Linked DNA regions of Homo sapiens: region 1 is linked to region 2. Evidence: read pairs that join two places in POLR2A ChIA-PET (ENCODE). Cell type or tissue: A673. All regions are shown on one strand. Each heading gives the region's core, and the rest is flanking DNA. Links, peaks and the distances in the headings are about the cores only.

Evidence for each region. Peaks named below come from ENCODE experiments on the same cell type or tissue, not always from the same donor. Only the 100,000 strongest peaks of a DNase experiment are listed, where the experiment ranks them.
Region 1: POLR2A ChIA-PET joins it to region 2 with 12 read pairs; 3 of 35 experiments call an interaction of 5 or more read pairs at or near these places.

What each region holds. Positions count from the first base shown.
Region 1 is chr5:1,041,529-1,050,125 of GRCh38, forward strand. No RefSeq gene overlaps it. Among named protein-coding and RNA genes, the nearest start is that of MIR4635, 17 kb to the right of the region's middle. In A673, for the core only: no CTCF peak of the experiment used is centred there; no DNase peak of the experiment used is centred there.
Region 2 is chr5:1,221,401-1,230,312 of GRCh38, forward strand. SLC6A19 (solute carrier family 6 member 19) reads left to right here. Exons shown (of 12, transcript NM_001003841.3): 12 at 301-3,711. The coding sequence ends at 504. It overlaps SLC6A18 (solute carrier family 6 member 18), which reads left to right and starts at 3,981. Exons shown (of 12, transcript NM_182632.3): 1 at 3,981-4,237. The coding sequence starts at 4,078. RefSeq lists an enhancer at 4,375-4,917. In A673, for the core only: no CTCF peak of the experiment used is centred there; no DNase peak of the experiment used is centred there.

The DNA.
Region 1 (8,597 bases), core at 6,098-8,597, 180 kb before region 2:
AACGAGTTGGTGAGTGAGGGAACCAGTGAGTGAGTGGGTTAGTGTGTGAATGAGTGGGTTAGTGTGTGAATGAGTGGGTGTGTGAACGAGTGGGTCAGTGTGTGAATGGGTGTGTGAACAAATGGGTTTGTGTGAATGGGTGTGTGAACGAGTGGGTGTGAATGAGTGAATGGGTGTGTGAAGGAGTGGGTTAGTATGTGAATGGGTGAACGAGTGGGTTAGTGTGTGAATGAGGGAGTTTGTGAATGAGGGAGTTAGTGTGTGAATGGGTGTATGAACGACTGGGTTTGTGAATGGGTGTGTGAACGAATGGGTTAGTGTGTGAATGGGTGAGTTTGTGAAAGAGGGAGTGTGTGGATGTGTGAATGAGTGGGTTAGTGTGTGAATGAGTGGGTGTGTGAATGGGTGGTGTGTGAATGAGTGGGTTAGTGCATGAATGAGTCGGGTTATTGTGTGAATGAGTTTGTGAATGGGTTAGTGCGTGAATGAGTGGGTGGGTTAGTGTGAATGAGTGGGTGTGTGAACGAGTGGGTGAGTTAGCGTGTGAATGGGTTAGTGTGTGAGGGGGTTAGTGTGTGAATGGGTGTGTGAATGAGTGGGTTAGTGTGTGAACGAGTGGGCTAGTGTGTGAACGAGTGGGTGAGTTTGTGAATCAGTGGGCGAGTTAGTGTGTGAATGGGTGAATTCGTGTGTGAATGTGTGTGAACGAGTGGGTGACTTAGTGTGTAAATGACTGGGTGTGTGAGCGAGTGGGTGTTAGGGTGTGAGTGGGTTAGTGTGTGAATGGGTGAGTTAGTGTGTGAATGAGTTAGTGTGTGAATGAATCAGTGGGTTAGTGTGTGAATGAGTGAGTGAATGGGTGGGTTAGTGTGTGTGTGAAGGGGTTAGTGTGTGAACGAGTGGGCGAGTTAGTGTGTCAATGAGTGGGTGTGAATGAGTGCGTGTGTGAATGAGTGGGTGAGTTAGTGTGTGAATGAGTGGCTGTGAACGAGTGGGTGAGTTTGTGAATGAATGGGTGAGATCGTGTGTGAATGGGTTAGTGTGTGAATGAGTGGGTGGGTTAGTGTGTGAATGAATGGGTAGATTAGTGTGTGAATGAGTGGGTGGGTTAGTGTGTGAATGAGTGAGTTAGTGAATGGGTGGGTTAGTGTGTGAGTGAGTGCATGAATGGGTGAGTTAGTGTGTGAACGAGTGGGCGAGTTAGTATGTGAATGAGTGGGTTAGTGTGTGAAGGAGTGGATGTGTGAACAAGTGGGTGAGTTAAGTGTGTGAATGAGTGGGTGTGTGAACGAGTGGGTGTGTGAATGAATGGGTGAGTTCGTGTGTGAATGAGTGGGTGTGTGAATGAGGGGTTTGTGAATGAGTGGGTGAGTTTGTGAACGAGTGGGCGAGTTAGTGGGTGAATGTGTGAATGAGTGGATGAGTTAGTGTGTGAACGAGTGGGTTAGTGTGAATGAGTGGGTGAGTTAGTGTGCAAATGAGTGGGTGAGTGTGAATGGGTGTGTGAACGAGTGGGTTAGTGTGAATGGGTGAGGTAGTGTGTGAATGAGTGGGTTAGTGTGAATGAGTGGGTGTGTAAATGAGTTTGTGAATGAGTGGGCAGGTTAGTGTGTGAATGAATAGGTGAGTGTATGAACGGGTTAGTGTGTGAATGAGTGTGTGAATGAGTGGGTTAGTGAAAGAGTGGGCAAGTTAGTGTGTGAATGAGTGGGCGAGTTAGTGTGTGAATGAGTAGGTGAGTGTGTGGGTGTGTGAATGAGTGGGTGAGTTTGTGAATGAATGGGTTTGTGAATGGGTGGGTTAGTGTGTGAATGAGTGGGTTAGTGTGTGAATAAGTTGGGTTGTGTGAATGAGTGTGTGAATAAGTGGGTGGGTTAGTGTATGAATGAGTGAGTGTGTGAATGGGTGAGTTTGTGAACGAGTGGGCAAGTTAGTGTGTGAACGAGTGGGCAAGTTAGTGTGTGAACGAGTGGGCGAGTTAGTGTGAATGAGTGGGCGAGTTACTGTATGAATGAGTGGGCGAGTTAGTGTGTGAATGAGTAGGTGTGTGAATGAGTGGGTGTGTGAACGAGTGGGTGAGTTTGTGAATGAATGGGTTAGTTTGTGAATGAGTGGGTGGGTTAGTGTGTGAATGAGTGGGTTAGTGTGTGAATAAGTTGGGTTGTGTGAATGAGTTAGTGTGTGAATAAGTGGGTGGGTTAGTGTATGAATGAATGGGTGAGTTTGTGAACGAGTGGGCAAGTTAGTGTGTGAGTGGGCGAGTTAGTGTGTGAAGCAGTGGGCAAGTTTGTGAATGAGTGGGTGAGTTACTGTGTGAATGAGTGGGCATGTGAATGAGTCGATGAGTTAGTGTGTGAATGGGTGTGTGAACGAGTGGCTGAGTTAGTGTGTGAATGGGTTAGTGTGTGAATGAGGGATTTTGTGAATGGGTGTGTGAACGAGTGGGTGAGTTAGTGTGTGAATGAGTGGGTGTGTGAATGAGTGGGTGAGTTGGTGTGTGAAAGAGTGGGTTAGTGCATGAATGGGTGGGTTAGTGTGTGAATGGGTTGTGAACGAGTGGGTGAGTTAGTGTGTGAATGAGTGGGTGACTGTGTGAATGAATGGGTTAGTGTGTGAATGAGTGGGTGAGTTAGTGTGTGAACGAGTGGGCGAGTTTGTGAATGAGTGGGGGAGTTAGTGTGTGAATGAGTGGGTGAGTTAGTGTGTGAATGGGTGTGTGAATGAGTGGGCTAGTGTGTGAATGAGTGGGTGTGTGAACGAGTGGGTGAGTTAGTGTGTGAATGAATGGGTTAGTGTGTGAATGGGTTAGTGTGAGTGAGTCAGTGGGTTAGTGTATGAATGAATGAGTGGGTGGGTTAGTGTGTGAGTGGGTTAGTGTGAAAGAGTGGGCGAGTTAGTGTGTCAATGAGTGGGCGAGTTTGAATGTGTGTGAACAAGTGGGTGAGTTAGTGTGTGAATGAGTGGGTTAGTGTGTGAATGAGTGGGTGTGTGAACGAGTGGGTGAGTTACTGTGAATGAATGGGTGGGTTAGTGTGTAAATGAATGGGTGAGTTAGTGTGTGAGTGGGTTAGTGTGTGAATGAGTCAGTGGGTTAGTGTGTGAATGGGTGGGTTAGTGTGTGAATGAGTGAGTTCGTGTGTGAATGGGTGAGTTAGTGTGTGAATGAGTGGGTGAGTTAGTGTGTGAATGAGAGGGTGTGTGAACGAGTGGGTTAGTGTGTAAATGAGTGGGTGTGTGAACGAGTGGGTGAGTTGGTGTGTGAAAGAGTGGGTTAGTGCATGAATGGGTGGGTTAGTGTGTGAATGGGTTGTGAACGAGTGGGTGAGTTAGTGTGTGAATGAGTGGGTGAGTGTGTGAATGAATGGGTTAGTGTGTGAATGAGTAGGTGAGTTAGTGTGTGAATGAGAGGGTGTGTGAACGAGTGGGTGAGTTGGTGTGTAAATGAGTGGGTGTGTGAACGAGTGGGTTAGTGTGTGAATGAGTGGGTGAGTTAGTGTGAATGAATGGGTGTGTGTGTGAATGAGTGGGTTAGTGTGTGAATGAGTCGGGTTAGTGTGTGAATGAGTGTGAATGAGTTAGTGTGTGAATGAGTGGGTGAGTTAGTGTGTGAACGTGTGGGCAAGTTAGTGTGTGAGTGGGCGAGTTAGTGTGTTAATGAATAGGTGAGTTTGTGAATGAGTGGGTGTGTGAACGAGTGGGTGAGTTAGTGTGTGAATGAATGGGTTAGTGTGTGAGTGGGTGGGTTAGTGTGTGAATGGGTGGGTTAGTGTGTGAATGGATGAGTTAGTGTGTGAATGAGTGGGTTAGTGTGTGAATGAGTCGGGTTAGTGTGTGAATGACTGGGTGGGTTAGTGTATGAATGAGTGTGTGAATGGGTGAGTTAGTGTGTGAACGAGTGGGCGAGTTAGTGTGTGAATGGGTGAGTTAGTGTGTGAATGAGTGGCTGAACGACTGTGAATGGGTGTGTGAACGAGTGGGTTAGTGTGTGAATGAATGGGTGAGTTCGTGTGTGAATGAGTGGGTAAGTGTGTGAATGAGTCGGGTTAGTGTGTGAATGTATGAATGAGTGGGTGGGTCAATGTGTGAATGAGTTAGTGTGAATGAGTGGGTGAGTTAGTGTGTGAACGAGTGGGTGAGTTTGTGTGAATGAGTGGGCGAGTTAGTGTGTGAATGGGTCAGTGTTTTGGTGTGTGAACGAGTGGGTGAGTTAGTGTGTGAATGAGTGGGTTAGTGTGTGAATGAGGGAGTTAGTGTGTGAGTGGGTTTGTGAACGAGTGGGTTAGTATGTGAATGAGTGGGTGAGTTAGTGCATGACTGAGTGGGTGAGTTGGTGTGTGAATGAGTGGGTTAGTGCATGAATGGGTGGGTTATTGTGTGGATGAGTGTGAATGGGTGTGTGAACGAGTGGGTTAGTGTGTGAATGAGTGGGTTAGTGTGTGAGAGTGTGTGAGGGTGTGTGAATGAGGGGGTTAGTGTGAACGAGTGGGCGAGTTTGTGAATGAGTGGGCGAGTTAGTGTGTGAATGAGTGGGTGTGTGAATGAGTGGATGTTATTGTGTGAATGAGTGGGTGTGTGAACGAGTGGGTTAGTGTGTGAATGAGTGGGTGAGTTAGCGTGTGAATGAGGGATTTAGTGTGTGGGTGTGTGAACGAGTGGGCGAGTTAGTGTGTGAATGAGTGGGTTAGTGTGTGAATGGGTGTGTGAGTGGGTTAGTGTGTGTATGGGTGTGTGAACGAGTGGGTTAGTGTGTGAATGAATGGGTTAGTGTGTGAATGAGTCAGTGGGTTAGTGTATGAATGTGTGTGAGTGGGTGGGTTAGTGTGTGAATGAGTGGGTGAGTTAGTGTGTCAATGAGTGGGTGAGTTTGTGAATGAGTGTGTGTGAACAACTGGGTGAGTGTGTGAATGAGTGGGTGAGTGTGTGAATGAGTGGGTTAGTGTGTGAATGAGTGGGTTTGTGAATGAGCCGGTGGGTTAGTGTGTGAATGAGTTAGTGTGTGAATGAGTGGGTGGGTTAGTGTGTGAATGAGTTAATGTGTGAATGAGTGGGTGAGTTACTTTGTGAACGAGTGGGCGAGTTAGTGTGTGAATGGGTTAGTGTGTGAATGAGTGGGTGTGTGAAGGAGTGGGTGAGTTACTATGTGAATGAATGGGTGAGTTAGCGTGTGAATGGGTGGGTTAGTTTGTGAATGAATGGGTGAGTTAGTGTGTGAGTTGGTTAGTGTGTGAATGAGTCGGTGGGTTAGTGTGTGAATGAGTTCGTGTGTGAATGGGTGAGTTAGTGTGAATGAATGGGCGAGTTAGTGTGTGAATGAGTGGGTTAGTGTGTGAATGAGCGGGTATGTGAACGAGTGGGTTAGTGTGTAAATGAGTGGGTGTGTGAATGAGTGGGTGTTTGTGTGAATGAATGGGAGAGTTAGTGTGTGAATGGGTGAGTTAGTGTGTGAATGAGCGGGTGTGTGAACAAGTGGGTTAGTGTGTAAATGAGTGGGTGTGTGAATGAGTGGGTTAGTGTGTGAATGAGTGGGTTAGTGTGTGAATGAGTGGGTTAGTGTGTGAATGAGTGGGTTAGTGTGCAAATGAATGGGTGAGTTTGTGAATGGGTTAGTGTATGAATGAGTCGGTTTAGTGTGTGAATGAGTGTGTGAATGAGTAGGTAAGTTAGTGCGTGAACGAGTGGGTGAGTTAGTGTGTGAATGAGTCGGTGAGTTAGTGTGTGAATGAATGGGTTAGTGTGTGAATGAGTGGGTGGGTTAGTGTGTGAATGGATGAGTTAGTGTGTGAATGAGTGGGTTAGTGTGTGAATGAGTCGGTGGGTTAGTGTGTGAATGAGTGGGTGGGTTAGTGTATGAATGTGTGAATGGGTGAGTGTGTGAATGGGCAAGTTAGTGTGTGAATGGGTTAGTGTGTGAATGGTCGAACGAGTGTGTGTGTGAATGGTTGTGTGAACGAGTGGGTTAGTGTGTGAATGGGTGAGTTCGTGTGTGAATGTGGGTGTGTGTCGGGTTAGTGTGTGAATGTGTGAATGAGTGGGTGGGTCAATGTGTGAATGAGTTAGTGTGAATAAGTGGGTTAGTGTGTGAACGAGTAGGCGAGTTAGTGTGTGAATGGGTTAGTGTGTGAATGGGTCAGTGTGTGAGTGGATGTGTGAACGAGTGGGTGAGTTTGTGAATAGGTGTGTGAATGAGTGGGTTAGTGTGTGAATGGAGTTTGTGGGTGTGTGAACGAGTGGGTTAGTGTGTGTTAGTGTGTGAATGGGTGAGTTGGTGTGTGAATGAGTGGGTTAGTGTGTGAATGAGTGGGTGGGTTATTGTGTGAATGAGTGAGTGGGTTAGTGTGTGAGGGAGTTAGTGTGTGAGTGGGTGTGTGAACGAGTGGGTTAGTATGTGAATGAGTGGGTTAGTGTGTGACTGGGTGAGTTGGTGTGTGAATGGGTTAGTGCATGAATGGGTGGGTTATTGTGTGGATGAGTGTGTGAATGGGTGTGTGAACGAGTGGGTTAGTGTGTGAATGGGTTAGTGTGAGTGTGTTAGTGTGTGAATGAGGGTGTGTGAATGAGGGGGTGTGTGAACGAATGGGCGAGTTTGTGAATGGGTGTGTGAATGAGTGGATGAGTTGTGTGAATGGGTGTGTGAACGAGTGGGTGAGTGTGTGAATGAGTGGGTTAGTGTGTGAATGAGGGATTTAGTGTGAGTGGGTGTGTGAACGAGTGGGTTTGTGAATGAGCGGGTGTGTGTGAATGAGTGGGTGAGTTGGTGTGTGAATGAGTGGGTTAGTGCGTGAATGAGTGGGTGGGTTAGTGTGTGAATGAGTGGGTGTGTGAACGAGTGGGCGAGTTTGTGAATGGGTGTGTGAACGAGTGGGTTAGTGTGTGAATGGGTTAGTGAATGGGCTAGTGTGTGTCAGTGGGTTAATGTGTGAATGAGTTGGTGAATGTGTGAACGAGTGGGCGTTAGTGTGTGAATGAGGGTGTGTGAACGAGTGGGTGGGTTAGTGAATGAGTGTGCGAATGAGTGGGTAAGTGTGTGAATGAGTGGGTGAGTTAGTGTATGAGTGGGCAAGTTAGTGTGTGAATGGGTGGGTGAGTTGAGTGGGTGTGTGAACAAGTGGGTTAGTGTGTGAATGAGTGGGTTAGTGTGTGAGTGGATTAGTGTGTGAATGAGTGGGTGGGTTTGTGAATGAGTGGGTTAGTGTGTGAACGAGTGGGCAAGTTAGTGTGTGAATGAGTGGGCGAGTTAGCGTGTGAATGGGCGAGTTAAGTGTGTGAATGAGTGGGTGACTGCTCTAGCCGAGTTCTTGCTCCTTGGGAAGCACCGGCCAAGGCTAGGAAGCAGCCTGGTTTTTGGGGTCCCAGGGAAGGGGACACCTAGGGGTTTCTGGCTGGGCCCTGGTCCCAGATGTGTAGGCATCAGTGGGTCTCCAAACCTCCCTGCTGGAATTTGTGAGCATCTGGCCCTCAGGACAGTAGGCCCACCCCAGCCGGCCGCTCCCGTGCTCTGAGTCCCGGGTGTGGATGCCTGGGTGCAGCCAGCACTCACCCCTCGGGGGTCCGAGGACGACGCTGCTCTCACGGTCACTCTCCTGTGACCCGAGAGCCAGAGCAGGACCCGCCACCCTCCTGTGCCGTGTCCCTTCCTGTCCACCATGTGTCAGGCCCACTGGACACGGTGCCCGGCAGCTTCACACACACAATTCGCCCTTCGTCGTGCACGAGGCAGTGTTCCAGCATGTTCAGTCACATAAGCTTCACCACAGCCATTTCGGAACATTTTCACCCAAAAAGAAATCCATACCCTGTAAGCAGCCTCCCCCCATCCCCCATCTCCCCCCATTCCCCTTGACCCACCCCCAGCACCCGCCAGTGCACCCCCTGCCTCTGTGCCTGGCCCACTCTGGCATTTCGTGTTAAGTGCAGTCCCACAGCGTGAGACCCTTTGTGTCTAGCTTCCTCCCGAGCGTGAGGCTTCCAAGCTTGGCTCCTGGTTCTAGCTGAGAGGCCTGCAGCAGGCACGGCCCACATGGACTCAGCATGTTCTCGGGCTGCATCCATTTTGGCTGCTGTGAACTTGCGTGCACCCGTTCCTGAGGCTGTGCCACACACCAGGAGTGGACCTGCCGGGGAAGGGGCGGCTCTGTCTCTCACACTTTCAGGAACCACAGGCCCTTCCCGTGCAGCTACAACCCTGCAAGAGGGGTCCGATTCCGCACGTCCTCCCCGCGATTCTCTGGTTTTGGCTGTGACCATCACAGGTGTGAGTTGGCATCTCACGAGTTAGAACACGCTGTCCCCACTCATGGCGGACTCTCTGGTGCCTCCATCCTTATATAAATTAAATTATAAATCGAATGGCCGGGCATGGTGGCTCATACCTGTAATCCCAGCACTTTAGGAGGCTGAGGCAGGCAGATCACTTGAGGTCAGTTCGAGACCAGCCTGGCCAACATGGTGAAACCCCATCTCTACTAAAATACAAAAATTAGCTGGGCGTGGTGGTACACGCCTGTGATCCCAGCTATTCGGGAGGCTGAGGCAGGAAAATAGCTTGAACCTGGGAGGCGGAGGTTGCAGTGAGCTGAGGTGACGCCACTGCATTCCAG
Region 2 (8,912 bases), core at 2,467-4,966:
CACAATACACACACCCACACACATGGGCACACACACTCACACTCAGGTGCAGTCCAGCCACCACCCCACGCATCTTGCTGGTTCCCCCCTCCCTGACACCAATGTGTCACACCATCCCAGGAGGGAGGTGGGTGGGCTGGGAGTTGGGAGGTAGGGGAAAGGGGAAGCTGGAGGAGCCCCAGGCCACCCTGCCTGCCCCACAGGACAGGAGGTGAGAGTCATGGGGTGAGGGGCCTTTGCCTCAAAGTGAACCCCACTGGCTCCCGGGATGCCTACTCACCCATGGGGCTCTCTCCCCAGGAGGAATTTCCCAAATCCCAGAAGATCTCCTACCCGAACTGGGTGTATGTGGTGGTGGTGATTGTGGCTGGAGTGCCCTCCCTCACCATCCCTGGCTATGCCATCTACAAGCTCATCAGGAACCACTGCCAGAAGCCAGGGGACCATCAGGGGCTGGTGAGCACACTGTCCACAGCCTCCATGAACGGGGACCTGAAGTACTGAGAAGGCCCATCCCACGGCGTGCCATACACTGGTGTCAGGGAAGGAGGAACCAGCAAGACCTGTGGGGTGGGGGCCGGGCTGCACCTGCATGTGTGTAAGCGTGAGTGTATGCTCGTGTGTGAGTGTGTGTATTGTACACGCATGTGCCATGTGTGCAGATATGTATCGTGTGTGCATGTACATGCATGGGCACTGTGTGAGTGTGCACGTGTATGCACACATATACATGTGTGTGGGTGTGTGTATTGTATGTGCATGTGCCATGTGTGCAGATGTGTCATGTTGTGTGTGTGCATGTACATGTATGGACATTGTGTGAGTGTGCAAGTGTGCATGCATATACATGTGTGCGATATTTGCTGCCCGTGTGTGTGCATGTATATATAGACATACATGCCTATGTTGTGTGTGGTGTGCATATGTGTGAACACACACGTGTATACATGCATGCACATGTGCTCGTACAATGGGTGTCCACATGCACGTGTATATGTATATCTGTGAGTGTATATACATGCATGCAATTGTGTGTATGTGTGTTCTGTGTGTGCGTTTGCAAGTATATATGCACATGTGTATATGTACATGTATGCCTGTGTGACGTGTGTATATGTGAGCATGTGTACGTGTGTGTATACGTGTGTTGTGTATATGTGTGTGTCTGTACCTGTTTGTGTATATGTGTGTGATGTGTGCTCGTGTGTGTGCATATTCAGGCAGGTGTGCATTTGTGCATGCCAGTGTGTATGTATGTGCGCATATGGACACGCATGGACACGCATATGGACACATATGGACACACATATGGACACGTGTGGATATGTGTGCGTACACGTCGCTGGGACACATGCCTGCCACTCGGGGCCCAGCTGCCCTCTGTGTTTGTCCTTGCCACAGTCACGGGGTGCATGTGCAGAGGGGAGCAGACCACTGGGGACGTGCTGTGCCCTGCACGTGCCCGGGGGAAGCGGAAGCTGCAGCTGGGGTGGGGGCAGCACCTCTATGCTTCATCTCTGTGGGTGGCAGGAGACAAAAGCACAGGGTACTATCTTGGCTCCTGGGAGCGACTCTTGCTACCCACCCCCACCCATCCCCTTCCCCTTGGTGTTGACCTTTGACCTGGGGGTTCCCAGAGCCCTGTAGCCCTCGACCCGGAGCAGCCTCTCGGAAGCCGGAGTGGGCAGTTGCTGGCGATTCTGAGAAAACTTGGCCGCATCCACCGGGGCCCTGCCTCCAGTCGGCCGCTGCCGAGTCTCTGCGTTCTGGCCGCTTCCCGGCTTAATGAATGCCAGCCATTTAATCATTGCTCCTGCCACCACAAATAGATGAGCAGTTAAATAAAACTCAACTTGGCATAATTCAAGGCAAATACCACTCTGTGCATTTTCTTAAGAGGACATGAGCTGTGTGAATTTTTAGCCAGCCTTTGGAAAAGATGGGTTACAGGGTAACTCAACCCTGGCTGCCATCCTTGGGCACTGTGTGTGTCCAGGGCACCTTGGAGGACCGTGCAGCCCCCAGAAGCTTCCAGCTCCCGCACCACTCAGTGAAGCCCAGCCTGGCGCCTGCCCTGCCCCCGTCACGGGATGGGCCCCCATTGGGGTTCAACATTCCATCGCAGCCAAAGGCAGTCGGCACTTGGGACATCTGCTTCCACGGACAGGTCACCTCCGCTTTGCACGGAAGAATCTGGATGCTTACATTAAACTGGTGTTCTGAGAGTTCCTACGGACAGGTCACCTCCGCTTTGCATGGAAGAATCTGGATGCTTACATTAAACTGGTGTTCTGAGAGTTCCTACGGACAGGTCACCTCTGCTTTCCATAGAAGAATCTGGACGCTTACATTAAACTGATGTTCTGAGAATTCCTACAGGCAGGACTGAAAGCCTGGTGTGTGCCAGTATGATGTTCCACCCACAGAAACCTGGTCACAATCGTCCCTTCCAGCACCCCATCCAGCAGTGACTGCACACACTGAGTCCCCTACCAGCCCCTTTCACCCTGCTGACTGTCACTGGGCCCTGGGATGCGCAAGACTCCACAGCAGCAGAGGTGGGGGGACATATCACAGCCTCTGCCCCCGGCTGTGATGCCACCGAGGGGCTCGCCTGCTGATGGCTTCAACAGGGTCTCACCTCATCTTTTCCTGCTCTTTGGCCCTGGATCGAGAAAATTTCCATCAGTGCCCCATTAATATGCTGCCCTGTGGCATCTGCCCAGGAGGCCCTGCCAGGCGTGCACAGGTGTGCATTGGTGTACCCTGGCATGCACAGGTGTGCACTGATGTGCCCTGGCATCCATTGGTGTACCCTGGTGTGCCTGCCATAGGACCCTGGGCGGGAGCTCCCATCTCATCTACATCTCCTGATTCATGCGTTGTTTCATAGGTTTCAATGTCTCTGTAAATGTGGTAGAAATGCAGGCTTTATGGGCATAAAGTGTACATTTCTAAATAAATCCCTTCTATTGAGTATGCTCACCCTAGAAGTTACTGTTGTCCAGACGTAGAGGGATGAGTGAGCCAGTGACCTCAGACGGGATGGTGGGGACGGCAGGTCCAGCTCCTGCCTCCTCCTGGGGGGTCTGGCTTTGGGGGCTTGCTCCGAAGAGGCCATGGCCCAGGCCTGTGGCCTCACAATGGGGACCAACCAGCTCTTCTCATCTTCTTCCCTCACACTTCCTCTCACTCAAATAAGAACCTTCCAAAAATGTGTCCACCTGGGCCCCTGCCCTGGGACTCATGGATTTGGAGTTGTGGCCACACGGTTGAGGGGTGCAGTGTCCAGTGGAATGGGGCAATTGCGGGCCTGGGGGCCCTTGGCCTGTCCGTGGCGGGAGCATCTGCAAGGAGGAGCCCCAGAGTCCAGGGAGCACTGTGGGGAGCTCCTTAGAGCTGAACTCACCCGGCGTCAACTCATCAACCCTCCACCCATGGACAGGGGTGCCCCCAGCACAGGAGAGGACTCAGCCCTCTGCCCCCACGCACGGTGGGTGCCTGTCACCCTGTCCTGCCCAGCGGCCCGAGGGCAGCAGTGGGTGTGAGGGCAGCCCCCGGCCTCCCAAGAGCAGCTGAGAGGATCCCTGCGGGAATCCGGGCTTCGGGTGCATGCGATCTGATCTGAGTTGTTTCTGACAGTGACAGAGTGACAATCTATAAGTATCTCAAGATCAAATGGTTAAATAAAACATAAGAAATTTAAAACGATTAAAATATGCCTCAGTCTTGGGAATCCTGGTGTCTGCAACAAAAAAACTTGAGGCTGTCCTTGCAAACGGTCCTCATGGTGCTGGGGGTGGTGCCAGGCCCGGCGTTTGCCTGGAACACAGAGCATGCGAGAAGGAGCAGAGGACGTGGGTGCCAGGGAAGGACCCTGGCGTCAGAGCCAGGGCCTGGACCTGAGTTACCCATTAACGGCACTCCACTGGTTTTCCTTTAAAGAAATGAATAAATACAACTGCAGTGGGGCTGCTTGTGGTTTCCAAACGTCGGCAGAGGCTGGAGACGGCTCTCTAGTGCTGGGTGTGGAGTGAGGCACCACCCTTGCCCTGAAGCCTGGGGCACTCAGTCACCATGGCTCATGCCCCAGAACCGGACCCGGCCGCCTGCGACCTCGGGGATGAGAGGCCCAAGTGGGACAACAAGGCCCAGTACCTCCTGAGCTGCACTGGGTTTGCCGTGGGACTGGGGAACATTTGGCGGTTCCCATACCTGTGCCAGACCTATGGAGGAGGTAAGCACCCACCTGCGTCCTGGGGCAGACCCCTAAGCAGGGGAGGCCGTCTCCACCCTGACCTGCCAGGCGCCTGCCACGCATCCCCAGTGCTTGGGCAGAGTCACTCCTCCTGGAAACCAGGGTGCACCATTGCCCACGGCAGAGTCAGTCCCCTCAGGGCCCACCTGCAGTCTTCTGGGACCTCAGGGCAGCTTCACCACTGCCCACAGCACGGAGGATCCAGTCCCCTCGGGGTCCACTATGGTCTTCCGGGACCTCAGGGCAGCTTCCTGCCAGGCGTCAGGTTGAATGGGCCGCCCTGCCCGACACACACACCCTACAAACAGTGAGCGCTCTTCCATCTGAATGTCGTCAGTTCTTTAAAGAACACACAATCCGCTCTGGGTTTCCTCACCACAGCCTTGGTGTGTCCAGACATGTGCTCAGGTGCCCTTCTCCGAGGTTCTTTGCAGGAATTTGGGGGCCCACCCCTCGCCTCCCTGGCTTTGGTTCTCTGGGAGAGCCCTGTGGGGGGTGCCAGGATGTTCAGAACTGTCTGGGTGACTTTAGTGACCTTGGACTCACCACCCCCAGAAGTGCATTGGTGACTGAAATAGGCTCCCACGCACCTCGAGCCTCCCCTCACCCTGTGCCTGCTTCTCTTCATGCAGGGGTCACACTCTGCTCTCCATGTGGCGACACAGGATGTAGGGACAGGCATGAATCACTGCTCTCAGGGAGCCGACGTACAACATCACGCATGGACACCCAGGTCTTCCCCAGGCAACACGGGCAGGGGCTTCCCAGGCCGCAGGGTCCTCCTCAGGCCAGGCCGGGCTGCTTGGTCAGCCTGTTCCCCGGGCCCTCAGCTCCTTCCCTGAGAGCCCCGCACAACTATCCCTTGTTATAAGGTTACTCCTTTAAAGTGTTTTTCCTCCTGCTTAAGAAAAGATTCTCAACAGGCAGAAAATGCAGGAAATGCGCACAAATGGAAAAAACAAAAAGAAACACCCGTCACTGCCACCCTCGGGGCACTGGGGTCTCTTTGGGGCTTTGGGGCTGGAGAGGGTGCATTGGGCCTTGGATCTTCTCATCATGAGAGTCCCTTTGAAGGCATTTCTGAAAGCACCAAAGCCCAAGGGCAGAGGCGTCCCTGGCTCCCGGGGCCCTCGCTGCCTGTGCTGCGGCTCGATCTGCTAAGAGTCACCAGAGCATGCAAGGTTGTGGGGGCAGCAGGCTTCACGCAGAGCTGGAAATGCCGGCCAACGCTTTACCCACCAACGCCTTGTTCGCCAATGCCTTGCCCACCGATGCCTTTCCTGCTGATGCCTTGCCCAACGCCTTGCCCACCGACGCCTTGCCCACCGATGCCTTGCCCACCGATGCCTTGCCCGCCGACGCGCCCAACGCCTTGCCCGCCGACGCCTTGCCCGCCGACACCTTGCCCGCCGACCCCTTGCCCGCCGACGCCTTGCCCGCCGACGCCTTGCCCGCCGACGCCTTGCCCGTCGATGCCTTGCCCGCCGATGACTTGCCCGCCGATGCCTTGCCCGCCGATGCCTTGCCCACCGAAACCCAGTTACCATTGCTAAGCGCCTGCAGTGTACTGGAAGTGTCTGGCACTAGCCTCCCTTAAACTCAGCTGCTCCACGCTGGGGCAAAGCTGGGGAGGCCCCCACCTGGGGTGCTGCTGAGGAGGGAGAACAGCCCTGCCCGCCAGCTGCGCGGGGACTTCAGGGCTGCTCCACTCATGAACGACTCTACCATCAATCTCCTGATGCAAGCCACCGGGTTGCATGTCATGAAACATCCAAGTTTATTTAACTCACACACTTCCTAAGGGCCGTGCCATCAGCATTCTCACCCTGTGTGTGAACATGCCCTTCACTTTGTCTCGCTGTGAGGATCACTCATTGATGATTTTGAAAACAAGATATAATTAAGAAGCAGGTACTGTGTAGCTTTTAACATTTGCATATACTCATGACTACCAAAGGCGAATATTATTTGCTCTCCCATTCATAAGTATTCAACTACATAAATGTTCTCTTCAAAGCTAAGACTTGTAAAGCAACATTGTAACAGAATGTAGCAAAACGTTGCGGTAAAGATTTACAGTGATTTTCTCACACCTATGACATTTCATGGCAGCTGCTTTATTACACATTCAGCGTCTTTAAATCAAAGGAACGTAGACTCGTAAATGCCAAGCGATGGGTTCAGGCCAGCTGCCCGGGACACTCTAACACTTGCTGTGGTTTAAGGTTTCAACCCAGGAAGCTTTTATGACTAAGCTGGTGGCCCTGGGCTGGCTGTGTCCACACACGTGAGGTCACTCATCAAGCGCGCCCCCTCCCCGCTACTTCCTGCCTCCGGTGTTCAACCGACTTCTGTATCTGGTAGGTGCTGTTGAGATCTGTGGATTCTTGCACCAAAAACGACACTGTATTAATTACTATGGCTTCTTCGTTAGTCTCGACGCCTAGTAGTAGAGCAAGGCCTTTTTTTTTTATTCTTTGAACTTTTGCCAGCTGCTACTTTTCCTCTGAGCTTTACACCAGGTTGTCAATTTCCAGAAGAGATTCTTCGGCGCTCCCTTGGCCCTGTGCTGCTTTCTACACTGCCCGGGGGGAGTTTCCACCTTGACGGCCTTCACGCCTTGGAGGCAGTGCCCAGGCAGTGGGGGCTGGCACTGGAGCACCATCTGCCGTCTGCACCCTCGCGGCTCCCGGCTCGGTCTCCTTTCTGCCTTCCTGCGGGTCTCTCCATCATGACCCTGGGCGTGTCTCTGGTTGATTCTCAGCAATCCCTGGCTTTTGCCGCTGCTCTGAGCAGAGCCTGCTTCTCCTCTGCATTTGCTCAGTGGCTGCACTGCGGCCTCTGCATCTCTCAGCCTCGTGTGGTGGGGTGCAGGTTTCTCTCGATCCTGCGTGGATCGATTGTAACAGCAGCCAGCCGTTCACAGCCACCTTTCCCGTCTTCGGCAGACACCACTGCGTCCTCCATGCTTATGAACGACTGCTAAACTTCACGTAATTGTTAAAACTAGGAGCTGCAGCCTGGGCAACATGGCAAAACCCTGTCTCCATAAAAAATATAAAAATTAGCCGGGCGTGCTGGCGTCTACTTGTAGCCCTGGCTACCCAGGAGGCTGAGGTGGAAGGATGGCGTGAGCCTGGGAGGTCGAGGCTGGAGTGAGCCATGACTGTGCCACTGTACTCCAGCCTGGATGACAGAGAAAGATGCTGTCTCAAAACAAACACCCAAAAAGGAGTTGTGTAGACATTCTTACCATGTGGAATCAACGCTTCTTCTTCCTTCAAATTCGGAAAAAATGCATGGACTGACTGTCTCTTCCTGCGCATTCAACGTAAAGACTGCCCAGTGAGACCCGTGCCCACGCAGGCCGGGGAAAGTGCCCTCCGTGCTGGACTTGGGTTGGCCAACAGAGCCACCACCCCCAACCACAACACTCTGGTTGATTTTTTATCTACATTTATGCCCACGTGGCAGTCTACATACGGCTTTAATGCAGCCGCTGTACCACAGAGTCGACGTTCCTGTTTCGTGAAGATCCCAGCTGTGGCCACGATCTCGTATTCACAGAAAACCCTCTCATCTCCTCTCCCCTAAACACAGAAACCCTCAATTCACAGAAAACCCTCTCATCTCCTCTCCCCTAAACACAGAAACCCTCAATTCACAGAAAACCCTCTCATCTCCTCTCCCCTAAATACAGCAGATTCAGCTTCCCCAAATCAGTCACAGAGAGCTCACTTCTCCCCAAATCTTTCCCTTCGATGATCTTGTCAGGGTGGTCTCTGACAAACTGACCTCAGCCTGGTCACCTGAGGCCCCAGCCCAGGCTCAATGGCCCTCACCACAGAGCAAGGGTCAATGGGGCCCAGGGCACCTGCTGGCCTGGAGTCTGCAGTGCTCCCTGGACAGTGGATCCCATATCTGGAACCCGGAGCCCCTGCCCACCGCGACGTGGTGCCCACGCCACCCACATCTGTCCTCCACCCGGCCACTGTGCACCTGAGGCCTGAGTGTGGCCACGAAGCCACTACTGCGGGATGGGTGGCTGGTCACACACCAGCCTTGAGACCTCAGGTGCAGGCTGGAGGTCGGGGGGAAGAAGGCCTCCACGGTGCAGGCTGGGGGTGGGGGGAAGTGATGTTTTCACAGTGCAGGCTGAACAGGGGAAAGGTAAGAGGGGCTCTCACGGTACAGGCTGGAGATGGGGGAGGGGAGAGGGGCTCTCACAGCGCAGGCTAAAGGGAAGGGAAGGGAAGAAGGGCTCTCAGGTGCAGGCTGGAGGGGAGGGAAGAAGGGCTGTCACGGTGCAGGCTGGAGGGGAGGGAAGAAGGGCTATCATGGTGCAGGCTGGAGGTGGGGGAAGAAGAGCTCTCAGGTGCAGGCTGGAGGTGGGGGAGGGAAAAGGGGCTCTCACAGCACAGGCTGGAGGGGAGCGAAGAAGGGCTCTAACGGTACAGGCTGGAGGGGAGGGAAGAGGGGCTTTCACAGTGCAGGCTGGTCGTGGGGGAGGGAAGAGGGGCTCTCATAGCACAGGCTGGAGGTGGGGGAAGAGGGGCTCTCACGGTACAGGCTGGAGGTGGGGGAAGAGAGGCTGGCTTGGGGGTGTCCCCCCATTCACATGGGAGCCTGGCCCTGAGAAAGGCAGGTATGCTGA